Regions from separate parts of the Homo sapiens genome. Here region 1 is linked to region 2. A link is an interaction called in ENCODE POLR2A ChIA-PET data of the cell type or tissue named here. Cell type or tissue: PC-9. All regions are shown on one strand. Links, peaks and the distances in the headings refer to the core of each region. The heading gives the core; the rest is flanking DNA.

The links. Peaks named below come from ENCODE experiments on the same cell type or tissue, not always from the same donor. Only the 100,000 strongest peaks of a DNase experiment are listed, where the experiment ranks them.
Region 1: POLR2A ChIA-PET joins it to region 2 with 12 read pairs; 3 of 35 experiments call an interaction of 5 or more read pairs at or near these places.

What each region holds. Positions count from the first base shown.
Region 1 is chr14:61,061,549-61,069,881 of GRCh38, forward strand. It overlaps a transcript of SLC38A6 not described here. Among named protein-coding and RNA genes, the nearest start is that of SLC38A6, 84 kb to the left of the region's middle. In PC-9, for the core only: no CTCF peak of the experiment used is centred there; no DNase peak of the experiment used is centred there.
Region 2 is chr14:61,174,082-61,182,414 of GRCh38, forward strand. No RefSeq gene overlaps it. Among named protein-coding and RNA genes, the nearest start is that of TMEM30B, 100 kb to the right of the region's middle. RefSeq lists enhancers at 211-712, 3,572-4,073, 4,188-5,387. In PC-9, for the core only: a CTCF peak has its summit at 4,248; DNase peaks (open chromatin) are centred at 4,070 and 4,790; H3K4me3 peaks cover 1,260 bases; H3K27ac peaks cover 2,500 bases.

The DNA.
Region 1 (8,333 bases), core at 2,010-4,509, 110 kb before region 2:
TGTCTCCATAGTTTTGTCTTTTCCAAAATGTCATATAGTTGCAATCCTATAGTATGTAGCCTTTTCAGACTGCCTTATTTCGTTTAGAAATATGCAATTAAGTTTCTTCTATGTCTTTTTGTGGCTTAATAGCTCCTTTCTTTGTAGCACTGAATAGTATTCCATTGTATGGATGTACCACAGTTTGTTTATCCATTCACCTGTTGAAAGATCTCTTGGTTGCTTCCAAGTCTTTGCAATTACAAATAAAGCTGCTCTAAGCATTCGTGTGCAGGTTTTTTTGTTTTGTTTTGTTTTGTTTTGTTTTGAGACAGAGTCTTACTCTGTCACCTAGGCTGGAGTGCAATGGTGTGATCTCGGCTCACTGTAGCCTCCATCTCCCAGGTTCTAGCAATTCTCATGCCTCAGCCTCCCCAGTAGCTGGGATTACAGGCACCCACCACTACGCCTGGCTAATTTTTTCTATTTTTAGTAGAGATGGGGTTTTACCATGTTGGCCAGGCTGGTCTTGTACTCCTGACCTCAGGTGATCCATCCGCCTCGACCTCCCAAAGTGCTGGGCATGAGCCACGATGCCCAGCCCCTGTGTAGGTTTTTATGTAGACATAATTTGCAGCTTATTTGAGTAAATACCATGGAGCACAGTTCCTACACTGTATGGTAAGAATGTATTTAGTTTTATGAGAAATTGCCAAACTACCTTCCAAAATGGCTGTAACATTTTATATTCCAGAGAGCAGTAAATTAGAGTTTCTGTTGTCTTACATCCTCACCAGCATTTGGTGGTGTCAGTGTTTTAGATTTTCACCATTCTAATTGGCATGTAGTGGTATCTCGTTGTTTTAGTTTGCAGTTCCCTAATATGATATTGAGCATCTTTTCATATGCATATTTGCCATCTGTTTATTTTCTTTGGTAAAGTATCTGTTTAGCTCAACTCTCTTTTGCCTTTTTTTTTTTTAAATACTGGGTCTTGCTATGTTGCCCCGACTGGATTTAAATTCCTGGGCTCAAGTGATCCCAGTGCCTCAGCATACTGAGTAGCTGGGACTGCAGGCACATACCACCATTTGTTAATTGTTTTCTCATTGTTGACTTTTAAGCATTCTTTTTAGATTTTATATTTCTGGGGTTTTGTTTTGTTTTTTTGAGACAGAGTCTCACTTCCGTCACCCAGGCTGGAGTGCAGTGGTATAATCTCGGCTCACTGCAACCTCTACCTCCTGGGTTCAAGCAATTCTAGTGCCTCAGCCTCCTGCATAGCTGGAATTACAGGCGCACGCCACCACACCCAGCTAATTTTTGTATTTTTAGTAGATAGGGTTTCGCCATGTTGGCCAGGCTGGTCGCAAACTCCTGACCTCAAGTGATCTGCCCGCCTCAGCCTCCCAAAGTGCTGAGATTACAGGCATGAGCTACCATGCCCAGCCAATTTCTGTTCTTTATATGTGTTTTGCAAAGATTTTTTTTTCCCCATTTTGTGGCTTGCTGTTTTATTCTCTTAACAGTGTCTTTCAAAGAGCAGAAGTGTTTAAATGTTCTTAAATATATTGGGTCAATCTTTTGTTTGTTTGTTTTAAGAAATCAGTGTATTAAATTTATATACAAAATTGATTCTTAGCTATGTTTTAATTTTGTTAGCATCAGTCACTAATAACAAAACTGAGATTGTTCTACTTGGTAGAATTTAGAGGGATTTTGCCCTCCCTCTAAATCCTATCTAAAAACTTTTATAACTTTCCTCTTCTGTTCATTATGAGATAGACCTGTGATGACTGCCTGTGTACTTCAAAGTCCTTTCTCTGAGTTTTCTTAGTTGGTCACTAAAACAGGCAACATTCTACTTGGCAGAGACAAAATGTTGATCATTTCTATAATATTTTGTTTGGAGGTTATAAATCATTGCAGCTTCTCATTGACATGGCTTATTTCAGGTTAGGAACCAGAACCTAGGGCTCTCCTCCCATGAAATTCTACTAAAGCCAGGGTGTATCAGTAAAAATGTAATCCTACCCCAGTACACATGTAAAGTAGAGAATTGCATGCAAAGTGCCGGTTTTCATATATGGAAATACACTCTTTTGCAGGTGCACCTTTGCTTCTCACTTAGGAAATAAGCCGAAAAATTGACAACTGAGCTTCTCTTTTGAGAAGATCAAGATATTTAGCAACTGGAGAACAGTGTAGTGTAATGGTAAAAGACCAAGCTCTTGGGTTAGAAAGACTTGGATTCAAGTCTCAGTGTAAGGCACACTACGTAACCTCTATAAGCCTCCATGTTCACATCTGTAAAATGGAGTTAATGCCTATTATACAGGGTCATATTGATAGAATTAAATGCTCTGTATAAATTAGGTGCAGACCAAAACAGACTCTTTTGATAGATTAAATGTTTATCCCCTTTGTCCATTCCCTTATCTGGACCAATGAAATGAGTTTGCTTTCCACTAAGGACATGGAAACATACCTTGAATTTCTTCATCTTGCATGAGAATTATTTTCAGAATCTTTCTCTAGCCTTCACTCACAGGGGAACTGGCCCCAGGTGCACGTTTTGAGTGCTTTCCCACAGTTTACCTCAGCTGTACTCTCCTACTAATAATGCCTTCCTGAAACTAGGCACTTAGAATGGTCCCAGGCCACAGCCAGACATGGCCTCCCATGTGGCTTCAGGTCAGCCAGAGCCAGTCAATCCGATATCCTACTACTCGTACCCTCTTCTTCTGTTTATGACATTATGGATCCAAATACAGATAGGTGTGCAGCTACTTAAATAAGTCTAACTCCAGTAATACCAAAATAACCCTAAATCTGCAACAGATGCAAGGATGCCCCCTGGGGGCAATTGTTAAGTGTGATGACAGCTGGGCATCAATTAATACATTTGTCACCTGCTCATGAGATAGGATCATGGGAGGTTTGGCAAAGGGACAGTCTGTTGAACACTGCACAAAACTTAGTAGCAAGAAAAATTATTTGTGCAGGTATTCATTTTTATTTTACTTTAATGTTCTGCCTTATCTAGTTGCCTGTTTTGAGTCACAACTTTCTCTGTGCATTTAGATGAGGTTAATAAGATGGCTGGTGAGAGCAGTGCCCCCTTCAGCCAAGATTACCAAAAAAAACCTTGTTCAAATGCCCCTCAGAATTTTTCCTGGGAAATATGGGCCTTCTCATTATGGGCTTAATGTTCATAATTTATTAGGTAATAACTATTTAAAATAAAACTAAGTAAAGCAGAAAATATATACTTTTCTAACATTTGGAGACTTGTTTGCTAAATTAAAAGACGAAGTGCCAAGACTATAAATTACTTTCGTATGTTGAGGGTGAATGTTTAAATTGTACTTTTTTATTTTTAACAGAATGTTTACTCATGAGCTTAGCATTTAAATGGTTAAAACAAGGCTTTGAAGTTAACACTCCATTAAGATGAATGGGGGTAATTCACACCTCTGCTTGTGCTATATTATTTCAGTCTGGTTGCAGAGAAAACAAGACAGCAGTAGGTTGATTTACTGTGTGAAGGCCCTTTAAACACCCAAGGTCTGGAAATCTTTGGGGTGTGTGTGTGTGTGTGTATGCTTTTCCATCTAGAAGCAGGATCTGAAATTCAATACAATCTAGGTATAGAATCGAGGTCTTGAAAATACTAAAGATTCTCTGCTATCCAGCAATTCCATATCTGGCATTTGACGGGTAGCACGTTACTGGATCAACCCAACCTCTCTGGCTTTGTTTGCTACTGTACTGTAGTGTTTCTTCCTACCACAGCATTTTTTAAACTTCAGCTTAGTATACTGGTAAATCCATCAGTGGAAAAGCAGAAACGAATTATCCATTTTCCGGTGAACTTTGTATGTGCCTTCAGATGGGTTATGAGCTAAGCATTGGTCTTCATGTGCTCCTTTTTAAAACATTTTCATCTTTGCAAAATCTCCTGTTCTATATTTACCTACATATAAAGCATCTACCTTTAAGAACTTTACAATTTTTTCTCATATCCCTGGGGTAGTGAAGTAAGCAGAGATCAGTTGAAAAAGAGACATTTCTTTCTCAATGTGTCCTTTAAACCAGTTCTATATTGTATTTGAAATGTGTATTCCACCCATTGGTGGAAGTGCTACAGCCATTTGACCCTGAAATGATTCATTTTAGGGCCTGGGAATAAGGTTATCTTAACACAAATGAAATGGCAAACACTGTATAAGATGTTAATGAGTTTGGAAGATCTATCTTTAAGGTAAACAGATTTTTCTCTTCTCTCTTCTCTGTCCTGCATGTTTGCAGGCTCAGGTTACTGGGTAATCTGTGGGTAGCTAGGTGTGGAGAGTACTTCCACTCTGGCTGGCTGTAGTGCTGACACTGCCAATACAGTATATACAGAGAGAAAATAGATGCTAGAAACAGAGGGACTCAAACTGAATTAATTTTAACCTGTTTTTCTTTTTGGCATGTTAACAGCTCTCTGTGGCTGTGTTAGAATTAGCCCTATGTTAAACATACTTTACTTCCTGCAAATTTTTCTGCCTAGATTTTAGGTGTCATAATTTTTGACCTTAGAACATTTCAGAATCTTTTTATTGTACTGAGAAATTTGTTTTTTAAAAAACTCAAATACACAATTTATTCTTCTGATAATCTTCCTGTATTTTTTCCATAAGGAGGTAGGAAAAGTAGGAAACAAAATTTTGATGGAGGATGAATAAAGATATTGTGGACATGGTTTCTTTATTGCAATCAGAATCCTTTCTGTTTGTCACCCTTCCTAAACAATCTGATAAATGTGTTTATTATCACAGTAATCTGTTGTCCTGCTTTGCCAAGCTGTCAGTCAGGACAAGCAATTATAAGGAACAGGAAGACTCATCTTGGCTGATGGCCAGGTGGGCAGGTGGGAATAAGAGGTTTATTCACCTGTGGTACAAAGTAAATGGGTAGAAAGGAAAATTGAGTTGCCAGGGAGAAAAAAAAAACACAAAAACAGATGGATGAAAAGACATTGTAATATGGGATGCTATAAAGAAAAAGACTTGCAGAGAAATGTTTCTCACTTGTTTGAGTGTACAGTCATCCCTTGGGGGATTGGTTCCAGGATCTCCCTCATATATCAAAATCCATGCACATTCAAGTCCTGCTGCAGAACCACATATACAAAATATCAACCCTGTGTAAACATGCGCAGATTTTGCATCCTGAAAATACTATATTTTTTATCCGTATTTGATTGAAAAAAGTCAACTGTTAGTGAACCCGTGCAGTTGAAACCCATGTTGTTCAAGAGTCAACTGTGTATATATTTTATCTAGTGTTCATCAGTGGACAGATACACAACACAAGCAAAAGGGCTGGCTAATTCATTCAGCAAATTCTTAGCACATATTATGTCCTAGAAGTTGAGCTAGTCCCAAGGTCATGAAACTATGTAAGACATACATACATCTTGCTTGAAAAAAGTTCAGATACAACTTTTATTTTTCTGACTGAACATTTTCAGACCAACTTGATAAGTGAAATTGCTTAAATGAAAAATTATACATGTATTTTTAATATATACATATGTTTTTAAAAAAAGATTTTGGAGTCAAAATTACCTGTGTTCGAATCCCAGCTTCTGTCTCTTTCTATATCTTTCTAATTTTGGACAAGTTACTATTCTCTGAACTTGCTGAAGACTCAATATTTGACTGGGTTTTCTCTCAACCAGAGGAAACTCTCCTTCAAGTGAGATTACATATTTGGGAAAAACTCGAGTAAGCCGTTAAGCATTGAATATACGTACACTTTTATTACTTTACTGTCCCTCAAATCACATAACTTCCAACCATGTTGTCTCTTCTGCCGTCTCTGCTTCAGACATTTAGTCAGCAGCCTGACTAGAAAACGGTATTCTAGAAATATCCTGACCAATGCATTTATTTTCACTACTGATGTATTTTTCCCCGGAAAAAGTAATTCTTGTAGTTTCATAGTAAATATTATCCACATATTTTGACTTTACATCAGCATTTTTAGCAATGACATTACACTTTTGGCTTATAAAGTATGTGGTCAGAAAAGCTGCAGGCCTTTTTTAGGTAAATTACCCTGGTTTCTAGAACCCTGTACTTGTGCTGTTGATTTACATTTTTTAAATATGAGGGAATATACATGCACACACACACACATATATATATATACACATATGTATAGGTACACATATACATACATACATATGTATCTGTTATCTATGTGTTAAATTTCATCCTGTTAGCTTCAGTGCACCACTTAAGCAGTTGAGATCTTTTTTTTGAATCTTGATTCTAGTGCATCAGTCACCATTCCCGCTTTTGTGACATTCTTCATCATACTTACATTTTTTCATCCCATTCACAGATAAAAATGTTAAATGAGACAAGACTAACCAGAGGGCCCTGCAGCCCACCGCTATCAGTATTTCTCTTGAGTTGTTATTAATCTATACTTTGGATGAAGTTGTTAATATTCCTGTAGTGTCATCTAACCTGCATTTCCTCACTTCCCTTGGAAGTGACCCCCAAATCAGTGGGTACAGCCTAAACTCCTATCTGTTTTCTGTATTTCTAGTTGCTTCAGAACATTTCTGCTTGGGGGCTCCACAATCACTTCAAACTTAACATGTCCAAATCCATTCCTCACTACAGTTTTCTCATATCTGTCAGCAGCCCCTGTTTTCATCCAACATCCCAACTGGCTTTCTTGCTTCCATTCCTGCTACCTACAGTCCACTTTCATACTGCAAAGTAGTTGTTTAAAAATTCAAATCAGATTATATTGCTACCCTGATTAATTTCCTCCAAGGGCTTTCCATCTCACTTAGAATGAAATCCATGCCATGGCCTACAAGGCTCAATTTTGTCTGTACCTACTTATTTCTCTGATGTCAATGTATCTTTCATTCTCCAGCCACACTGGCCTTTCTGCCCCTGGAACACACCAAGCTTGTTCCCTCACACTTACTGTTTTCCCTACTTAGAGCATAATTTTCAAAGACCTTTGCAAGCCGGGCTTCTTATTTAAGCCTCGGGTCAACTGTCACCCCCTCAGAGAGGTCTGCCCTGCCTGTCTTATGGTCATGACCGTCTTATGGCCCCCAACACATGGTAGTGCTTTTAACTTTACCCTGTTATACAGGTCACTGCTGGAAATCTTGTTTATGTGTTGTCTGTGTCCACTAGACTGAAAGTTTCATAAGAACTGGGACATAACTGTCTTATTTATAACCAAATCCTCAGAGCTTAGGACAGTGCCTGGTACTTTGGAGTGGCTTAATATTTGTTGAATGAATGCATAAAGGAATCTAACAGACTGTGTCCTTCTACTCTTTACCTCTAATCTGTCACAATGTCAGTTCTTCTTTGAAATGCCTCCTAGATTTGCTTTTATGCTGACCCAGCCTCCTGCCAGACTCCTATCTAAATCTCAGCCTTCATCTCTTTGTGCCTGAAGTATTGCAGTGATTATCACTTCAGGCTGTTCTTTGGCATCACTTGGGCAACTTTGCAAAAATTACCACATGCAGGTTCCACCCCAACCAATTAAATCCAAATCTCTGAGGGTTACGACCCAGGCATCGATAAACTTCTTAGAGCTTCCCAGATGACTCCAATGCACAACTACTGGATTGCCATATCTACCTGCTAGCAGATGTATGTCTTCCAGCCCATTTTGCCTGTTACTGTTCTCTGGTCTCCTTGGAATCCTGCTTTCATAGTATTACTCTCTTGCTCAAGAACCTATAATGGCTCACTACTACCCCCATTAATCCCAGATAATGGCTCACTGCTACCCCCATTAATCCCAGATAATGGCTCGCTACTACCCCCATTAATCCCAGATTCCCTTGCCTCATCCACTAAGCTATATTTGAGCCCTTTCTTACGTATGTTCTACAATACCCTTAAACTGTTTTTTCTGTCTAGCACTTGATTTGCCTTTTATTACCCTCTTCTATATTGTTACTCCTCTCCCTACTCCCACTTCCAGGTACATACCCAGAATGTGACTTATTTTCCACCTATCCAAATGCTTCTCATTCTTCAACACCCAGCTCAAATCCCACTTCTGTAAACACTTTATTCTCCACTCTAGTCTACCCCTTATTATCTGTATGATTATTTTGGTATACCATTAGTACCTTGTAAGATTTTTCGTATTTTTTTCATAAACTACTTTTGTAATTTTGTATTCAGTTTTTGAGTGGGTAATGTGCACATGGTACAGATTTTAAATTTACAAAAATACCCTCCCATCCAATTCTATCCCCAGCATCCAGTTTTCCTCCTTGGAAGCAACCACTTTTACAACTTTCTGTG
Region 2 (8,333 bases), core at 3,435-5,934:
CCAACATGTCAGGAGATGAATTTGGAATCAAGTGCAATTCTCCTAATTGCTAATCAAATTCAATGTTATCCCCTTAAAAACCATTCCTAAGCCATACACACTTCAGCTGAACTTAAAGGGTTAAAGGACGTCTGCCAGATTTCAGGAGAATTCTGTTGATCTCAACCTTTAGACTCTTTAGTACTAAAATATTTTGGAAGTTTCTACTTCACTGAGTGACATAATTTACACCTTTCATTCTAGGGTTGTCTTTACTGAACCACACAGTGGTGTTCTTATGTAGACAAAGCTACTGGAGTTTAGAAACAGGAAGAGCTAGAAACTCGCATTTTAAAGCTTACCCAGTGGGGTATTTCCTTAACTTTCCAAATTCTGACATGTGTTAGGTAGTCAGGAAAGAATAATGAAATTCCCCAGGAAAAGCGTTCCATAAATGGCAGCTGTTAAAATGTGGTTTTCTAGGTAGCTATGGGCCTGATTTCCATCCCATTCTTCTTACCTCATGCAGGGCTGGTCTTAGGTTGCTTTTGCAGAGACAGATCTAGGGTCCTGCAGGAAAGCCAAAGCCTTCCAGAACAGCTCAACAATAGCTCAGCGGCTCTCCAGCACACCGCTGAGTCTCCTTCTGAGAGTGTGTGTCGGTGTCACACAAGAGCTATGCTAGTTTTCAATCGCTGCTCTCATCGGAAATAATGCCAGCTTCAATTAAGTCCTGTCAGCTCAGTCAGCACCATCTGATGAGGGGAAGGGGAGGAGGTACTTCTTCAGTGGAAAGAAAACACTAGGAACCACAACAGAGATACAAGGCCTAGCAAGGAGCCTTAAGTAAGAAAGGATAAGATCAGTGGTGTTGAAGATGAAAAAGGACAAGCGATTTCCGGAGGGTCCATCAAAAGTAGCTGCACAGTGTAGAGTTGTCAAGAAATTTGATTCGGCCCTGAAGGCCTGCAGGGGTGAAGAGGAGTTTGAGAGGTTCTGGTCCTGGGGCCCAGAGGGGAGTGGCAGATTTGAATTATGGGTTCACACCTGTAGCCTGTGGTCGCCAAACCATGGCTGAGGGAGAGATGTGTGGGAATTAAAAGATCCAGATAGTTCTGCTATAACATGATACATGCATTCCTAAAACTCACTGTGTTATGCAAAATTGCACAATAAAAACCACAGGCTTAGAGAAAAGACAGGGTCAGGGGCACAGTACCTAAACACTTTGTTGGTAATATAAAAAAGATAGGAACTTAATAAAAATGATAGCACAGTTTTGTGCATGTTAAATAATGAAAAAAATGTAAATACTACAATAAATATGGCACTTTATCTTTAAAAATACCTGCCATTTGCTGATGGAAGAGGGAGCTGAGAGGGTTGCTGCTTGTGTTAGGATGAAGTAGTAGAAGAAAGATCACCAACATTTTTGATTTTTTGCAGCCTTAAAATTCTGAAATGTGGGCCATTTGAAGCATGCATTTATAATGGATATCCGTTTCATCAAAATTGAAAATTTGAAAATGTAGCATTTTCTTCTTTAGTTAATTTCTGTATCCCTGCTGGAAATTCCTTTGCAGTTTTCTCATCCACACTTGAGGACTTCACTCAATAGCTGAAGTCTTTGGAAATTGTGGTGATATTTGAAATCACCAAATCAGCCCCTCATAGAACAAAAGGTGTCATTTCTGCAGAATGTGGTAATTTCCATTAAGGTTTTTGCACGTAGATAGTGCTTTCTCTTTGTGAGCGAGGTTGCCCTTATTTTTCACCACCTAGTTTTCGGTTTCAACAATGCTCATCTTTCCATCTCTTCTATGTCTTCATGCCTTTTTTTTTTTTTTTTTTTTTTTTTTTTTTTTTTTGAGACGGAGTCTTGCTCTGTCACCAGGCTGGAGGGGTGCAGTGGTGCAATCTCAGCTCACTGCAACCTCCGCCTCCCAGGTTCAAGCGATTCTCCTGCCTCAGCCTCCCCAAGTAGCTGGGACTACAGGCACTTGCCACCATGCCCAGCTAATTTTTGTATTTTTAGTAGAGATGGGGTTTCACCATGTTGGCCAGGATGGTCTCGATCTCTTGACCTCGCCTATAATCCCAGCACTTTGGGTGTCCAAGGTGGGTGGATCATGCCTTATTCTTATTGATTTCTCAGCACTTGAACTTATTCCATCCACAGACATTTCTTTTATTTCTATGGTCTGTTGCTTGGGAGATAGCATAGGTTCTCTTGATTCTCTCAAAATGCTTTACTTCAATTTCCCCCCTCAATACACAAAGCTTTTCTTTCCCATGCCCTGCTTGTGATGCTTAGACATGTTGGAGATGTTGAATGAATTCTTTTTAATACACAACACTTTACAAATGTGAAAGAATAGGAAAATATAACCTCGTAGGATGACCCAGTTGGTTGTGATAAGTAGATTAGTTAGAATAACACATCTGCAAGGTAGTAGGGCAGATGCGTGGAATATGTGCATGTGGCATTTTGTGAATCCTGACAAGACTCAGTTCAGCTGGGTGCCATCTTCTATGTTAATCTAGTTTTCTCTTGCAGATAAAATTGCCTATGAGAAACTTGAATTATGTTCACATTGTCCCCAATACTTTAATTCAATCACAATAAATTCACATTTTAAAAACAAGTGTTAATAACCAACTGTATATGTACCTCTGTTCATGTATTTTCTCATTTGATCATGTTAATAATTCTGGGAGGTAGATAGGAAAGTTAATATTCCCATTACACGGATGGAAAAAACTGACTCTGAGGAATGTCCCACAGCTTGGAAATGAGTCTGGAAATACCAGAAGTTAAGATAAGAGCTCTGACCACGTTTAAGTCCCTGTTCCTACTAGTTCCTAAAGCCAGTTCAACTCACTGTCTTCTGCAAGTTGGGTGTTGTGAGCCAAGGAATTTTCTTCTTTTGCTTAAAGTAGTTTGAGGTGGGTTTTTGGGTTGTTTTGTTTTGTTTTGTTTTGTTTGAGACAGAGTTTCACTCTTGTCACCCAGGCTGGAGTGCAGTGGCACTATCTCGGCTCACTGCAACCTCTACCTCCCGGGTTCAAGTGATTCTCCTGCCTCAGCCTCCCAAGTAGCTGGTATTACAGGCGCCCACCAGCACGCCCGGCTGATTTTTGTATTTTTAGTAGAGACAGGGTTTCACCATGTTGGCCAGGCTAGTCTCGAACTCCTGACCTCAGGTGATCCACCCGCCTCAGCCTCCCAAAGTGCTGGAATTACAGGCATGAGCCACCGCGCCTGGCCTCCAGGTGGGTTTTTTGAGTAATGCAGAGCCTCAGTGAATATGGGGTTACCTAGGTAATATTCAAATTCTCTACCAGCTCTGACTTTCTGCCACGTTTTGATTTTTAAACTAACTCTCTTCAGGTAGAGGGCACTGTAAACTTCAAGGTTTGCCTTTGAAACAGGAGGCTCTGCCTGTGCCGTGCTGTGCTGCAGGCACAGGATAAAGGAAAATTGTTCCTTCATCCCCTGGGTGCTGGCGGAGAAAGTCCCCGGTCAGAGAAGCTGGGAACTTTCTTTTGGAGGGGATTGGCTAGGTTTGCACCCATTTAGACATGGCCTTTTCTAAAGACAGTGACCCTTCACTGTTCCTGTCACTGCCATTGCGATCTGTGTCATCAGCCTTGCTCACCGGCAGAGCAGATGCTCTGGGTGTAGTGGATCCTCCTCTTTCCCCTAGTCCTGTGGTGTCCCGACTGCTCCCAGTCAAACCCAGCCGAGTGACAGGAAGGGATTCCAACATTGGGCTCAAGCATGACTACTCCTGCTGCTGCTCTTCAGTGAGCACCCCTCCGTGCCCTGGGCCTCTGAGAAGCACTTCACATATTCATTCATTACTTTCACTGGTATTTGTTGAGAGCCCATCATGTGCCAGGATGATTCTTTTTTGTGTGGTTTATTTCATTTACTTCCTACAATTGGAATGCCCAAACAGACTGGCTCCAAGCCCACGCGCCTACCCCTGTGCCTTTCTGCTTCTCTCATTCAAGGTTGCTAGACACTCAGTCTGCCCCAATCATTTTCCTACTTACTGGAGACCTGAAAAACTTGTCAATGACCTTCCCATGACCGGGATAACAATTTCTAAACTTGTCACTGCCTGTTATGTGTGGGTACAGATGTATTTCCCTTCCACTTTGATAGCATATGCATGAGTGTCACCTTTGTGCAGGTTTTGATGAGCTTTAGGCTCCCTTCCTCCCCCCGCCCCTTCCTGTCTTTCTTTCTTTCTTATTTTCAAATTCATGCACTGGGACCTGCTCTACAAACTTGAGAGAAAAAGTGAAAGAACAAAGAAGGCAGAGCAATCTAAATACCGAAAGTGTTTTTTTTTTTTTTAAACTTCATGAATGGGGCCTTTGAACTCGCCAGCCATAGCTCCTTCCTAACCTGTACCTTTCATGTCCTGTTTCCAGCTGGCATGGAAAATCTGAGGTGCCCTGGTCCTGAGCCTGTGCTGAAACCTGGCCGTGGGTTGTGTCTCTCATTCCTCCATCAGCAGTGGCAGCCACAGTTGCTGGAGCGGAGGTGAGCCAGGCACTTCCTGCCAGGCGCTAAAGTCCATTGCAACAGTCACAGAACCAAGCTGGGAAGGGAAACAAGCCTGCATGAGCCTTTGCCCAATGTGCCCAAGGACAGCCACAACAAAAAAGGACGAGGAGAAATTCTTGCATCCAGTGGGCATGGGGCTGGGGAGGAAGGGGGTGTTTCTGGGTGCTGGGACTTTCTGCCATGACTATAACCCAGGTTCTCAGCACAAGGGATGTGATTCATGGCCAAGAAATTCCCCATGGCCTTGGATGACATTTACATTGATTACTTCTGAGTCACATTTCTGGGAGAATATTTTTTTTTTCTCACCAAAGGCAAACTGAAGGGAAAATGGCATGGATAGTGGTTTGGAGACAACAGAGGAAATGGGGTCACTTGTGTTATTAGTAGAAGAGTTAAAGACATGCAAGAATGGAAAGAAAAACAAGGCCAAAAAGAAAGGACATTAAGAGGTGGGAATCATCTCCGAGTGGAATGAGGAGAATTGAGGTCTCAGGATTTGTAGTTTCATAACTCTGGGGATGAAGGGATGGGGGCAGCCGAAATGGACTCTGCCCTTTTGTCTCTTGTAACGACAGAAATTTAGAATGTAAGAGTTGGGGCCATCACTCACGCATTTATTTCACAAGTATTTGTTGAGCACCTTTGGTCTTCCAGATTCTAGGCACGGGAGATGTAGTGGGGGAACAATGTAAAGTCCTGCCCTGGTGGCATTTATCTCAGTGGAAGAGAAAGACAACAAAGGAATGGCCAATCAAATGGTACATTTTAATTCGACCCTTTTGACTTATTAACAGAAATGCAACAGATCCAGGATGGTGAGAACATGCACACTTTGCTGCACCAGGGGGGAGGACAAAGGAATGTGACTCGTCAGTGGCACTGGACTTCAGCAGTTCAAAGGGTTGTCTTGGAGTCCTGACTCTCCCCTTTCCTGGAAGAATAGGCAGGGGTGTGGGCCTGCTTGGAAGGGGAAAAATAGAGGGTGTCCCTGATCCCCCTATTATGTATGTTCTAAGCCTCATCCAAGTAAAAGCCTTCTTAATGCAAATGTAGAAGATGTCAGTTAAACCATGAACTCCAGAAGTGTGTCTGAAAACAAGAAAGCAATGTCCCAAGTCCAGTAAGATTTTAATTTTTTTTTTTTTCAGACAGGGTCTCACTTTGTTGCCCAGGCTGGTCTCAAACTCCTGGCTTCAAGCGATCCTCCCACCTTGGCCTCCCAAAGTGCCAAGATTATAAGCATGAGCCACTGTGTCCAGCCTTCCAGTAGGATCTTAAACCACCAACAGAAAAACAAAACAAACAGAAAACACTTTTCACCAGATTAGCATGACTTCTGCTTGACTTGGAATAATAAATCTCAGGCTATGTCTTACAAAGCATTATTTGTGGCCAACAGGCAGGAATTTGCAAAGCAAAGGAAAGCAATATTGAGGAGTACAATGCGCCAAGCATCAGTTATCAAAGATCTGGGTTCCCATCTGGGCTTGCCACTCACTGGCCCCCGGAGGGAGTCCTATAAGCTGGGTAGATGGAAAACAGAACATCAAGAGACCCAGGGAAGGACTCAACCAGGATGGGAACAGGCATGGCTAGAGAGAAGGTGGGCACCCGAAAAGACGAGATCAACTGGACCAACATCAAGAGCTGCAGTGAGCGGCTGGGACCCCAGCATCTCCCAAACCTCCAAGAAGCCAGAGTGAAGGACAAGGACTGAGATGCTTCCAGAACCTGAGTGACCCGGATTCAAGGAGGGCTGGGAGGGTGCAGGGGTGTCCAATCTTTTGGCTTCCCTGGGCCACACTGGAAGAAGATTCGTCTTGGGCCGCAGATAAAATACACTAACGATAGCTGATGAGAAAAAAAAAAAAACCTTAAAAATAATCTCATAATGTTTTAAGAAAGTTTATGAGTTTGTGTCAGGCTGCGGGTTGGACAAACTTGGTCTAGAGGAAGAGCTGAAGGCTGCCTGGCTACCCTGCTGCTGAGAGGAAGGCAGTTTTGCCTGACTGGAGCCTGTATTTTCTAAACCCAGGGCAGAACTCCCCAACACCCTTGGGCCACACACCCTCTCTGGCCATCTGCCTGCTGTCTTGACCCTACCTTCTGGACCACCCTTCAAGGCTCTGTCCTCCCAACTGACCTCCCAGGAACTGCTACACAGCAATTCATCCAGGACAGGTAGCCTCAGAGTGAAGTCTTTATTAAAGCCAGTAACAACTTTGGGAGGCCGAGGCGGGCGGATCACGAGGTCAGGAGATTGAGACCACGGTGAAACCCCGTCTCTACTAAAAATACAAAAAAAAAAAAAAAAAAAAATTAGCCGGGCGTGGTGGCAGGCGCCTGTAGTCCCAGCTACTCAGGAGGCTGAGGCAGGAGAATGGCTTGAACACAGGAGGCAGAGCTTGCAGTGAGCCGAGATCGTGCCACTGCACTCCAGCCTGGGCGATAGAGCGAGAGCGAGACGACGTCTCAAAAAAAAAAGCCGATAACAAAACATGACAATAACGAGAGAGGGAGGGAGAGATAGAGAAAGAGAGATAGAGAGAGAGAGAGGAAAGGTAGGAATGGAGGGGAAGGGAAGAAAAGGAAAAGTGGAAGGAGAGAGACAGCCATGGGAAGTCTTCAGCTAAAGGCTGGCTGAGGCTGGAGCCAGAAGAGCCAGCAGCAGGTGAGAGTGGGTAACGCTAACCAAAGAGAGAGTTGGAACCAGCCCAGCGCTTCCTGATAATCTCCAGGGACCACCAAGGTGCAGCTCGACCAGACTCTCCCCAGCAACTCTCTTCTTTTTTTTTTTTTTTTTTTTTTTTTTTTTTGAGACGGAGTCTCACTCTATCACCAGGCTGGAGTGTGGTGGCACGGTCTCAGCTCACTGAAACCTCCGTCTCATGGGTTCAAGTGATTCTCCTGCCTCAGCCTCCTGAGTAGCTGGGATTACAGGTGTGCGCCACCACGCCCAGCTAATTTTTGTGTTTTTAGTAAAGACAGGGTTTCACCGTGTTGGTCAGGCTTGTCTCAAACTCCTGACCTCCTGATCTGCCTGCCTCGGCCTCCCAAAGTGCTGGGATTACAAGCGTGAGCCAACGCACCTGGCCGCAACTCTCTTCTTAATCACTGTCATCCCTCTTGCTTGGTTCTCAGAGTTCTGCTCTTACTCCCAGCACCCAATCCCCCACTCAATAAGAGACGGGAGGGGAGCTCAGCTCAGATTCTGCCTCCTGTTCCTACACATTCCCAAGAAGCCTCATCCTGCTGGAAAGGCCTCAGCTACTCCTTCTGAAGCCTGTTTCTTTCTTTCTTTCTTTTCTTTCTTTCTTTTTTTTTTTTTTGTTGAGACAGAGTCTCACTCTGTCACCCAGGCTGAAGTGCAGTGGTGTGATCTTGGCTCACTGCAACCTCCGCCCTCTGGCTTCAAGCAATTCTCCTGCCTCAGCCTCCCGAGTAGCTGGGATTATAGGTGTGCGCCACCACACCCGGCTAATTTTTGTATTTTTAGTAGAGACGGGGTTTCACCATGTTGACCAAGCTGGTCTTGAACTCCTGACTTGAGGTAATCCGCCTGCCTCAGCCTCCCAAAGTGCTGAGATTACAGCGTGAGCCACCGTGCTCGGCCCCTAAGGCTTCTTTCTATCTGTCTGGCTTCAGGCCACCCACCAAAGCCAATCAGAAGTGGCAGATCAAAGCTTTGTTGGTTGCAGAGAATATGATTTTGACGTGTGTGTGTGTGTGTGTGTGTGTGTGTGTGTGTGTGTGTGTGTAGGAGAAATGTAGA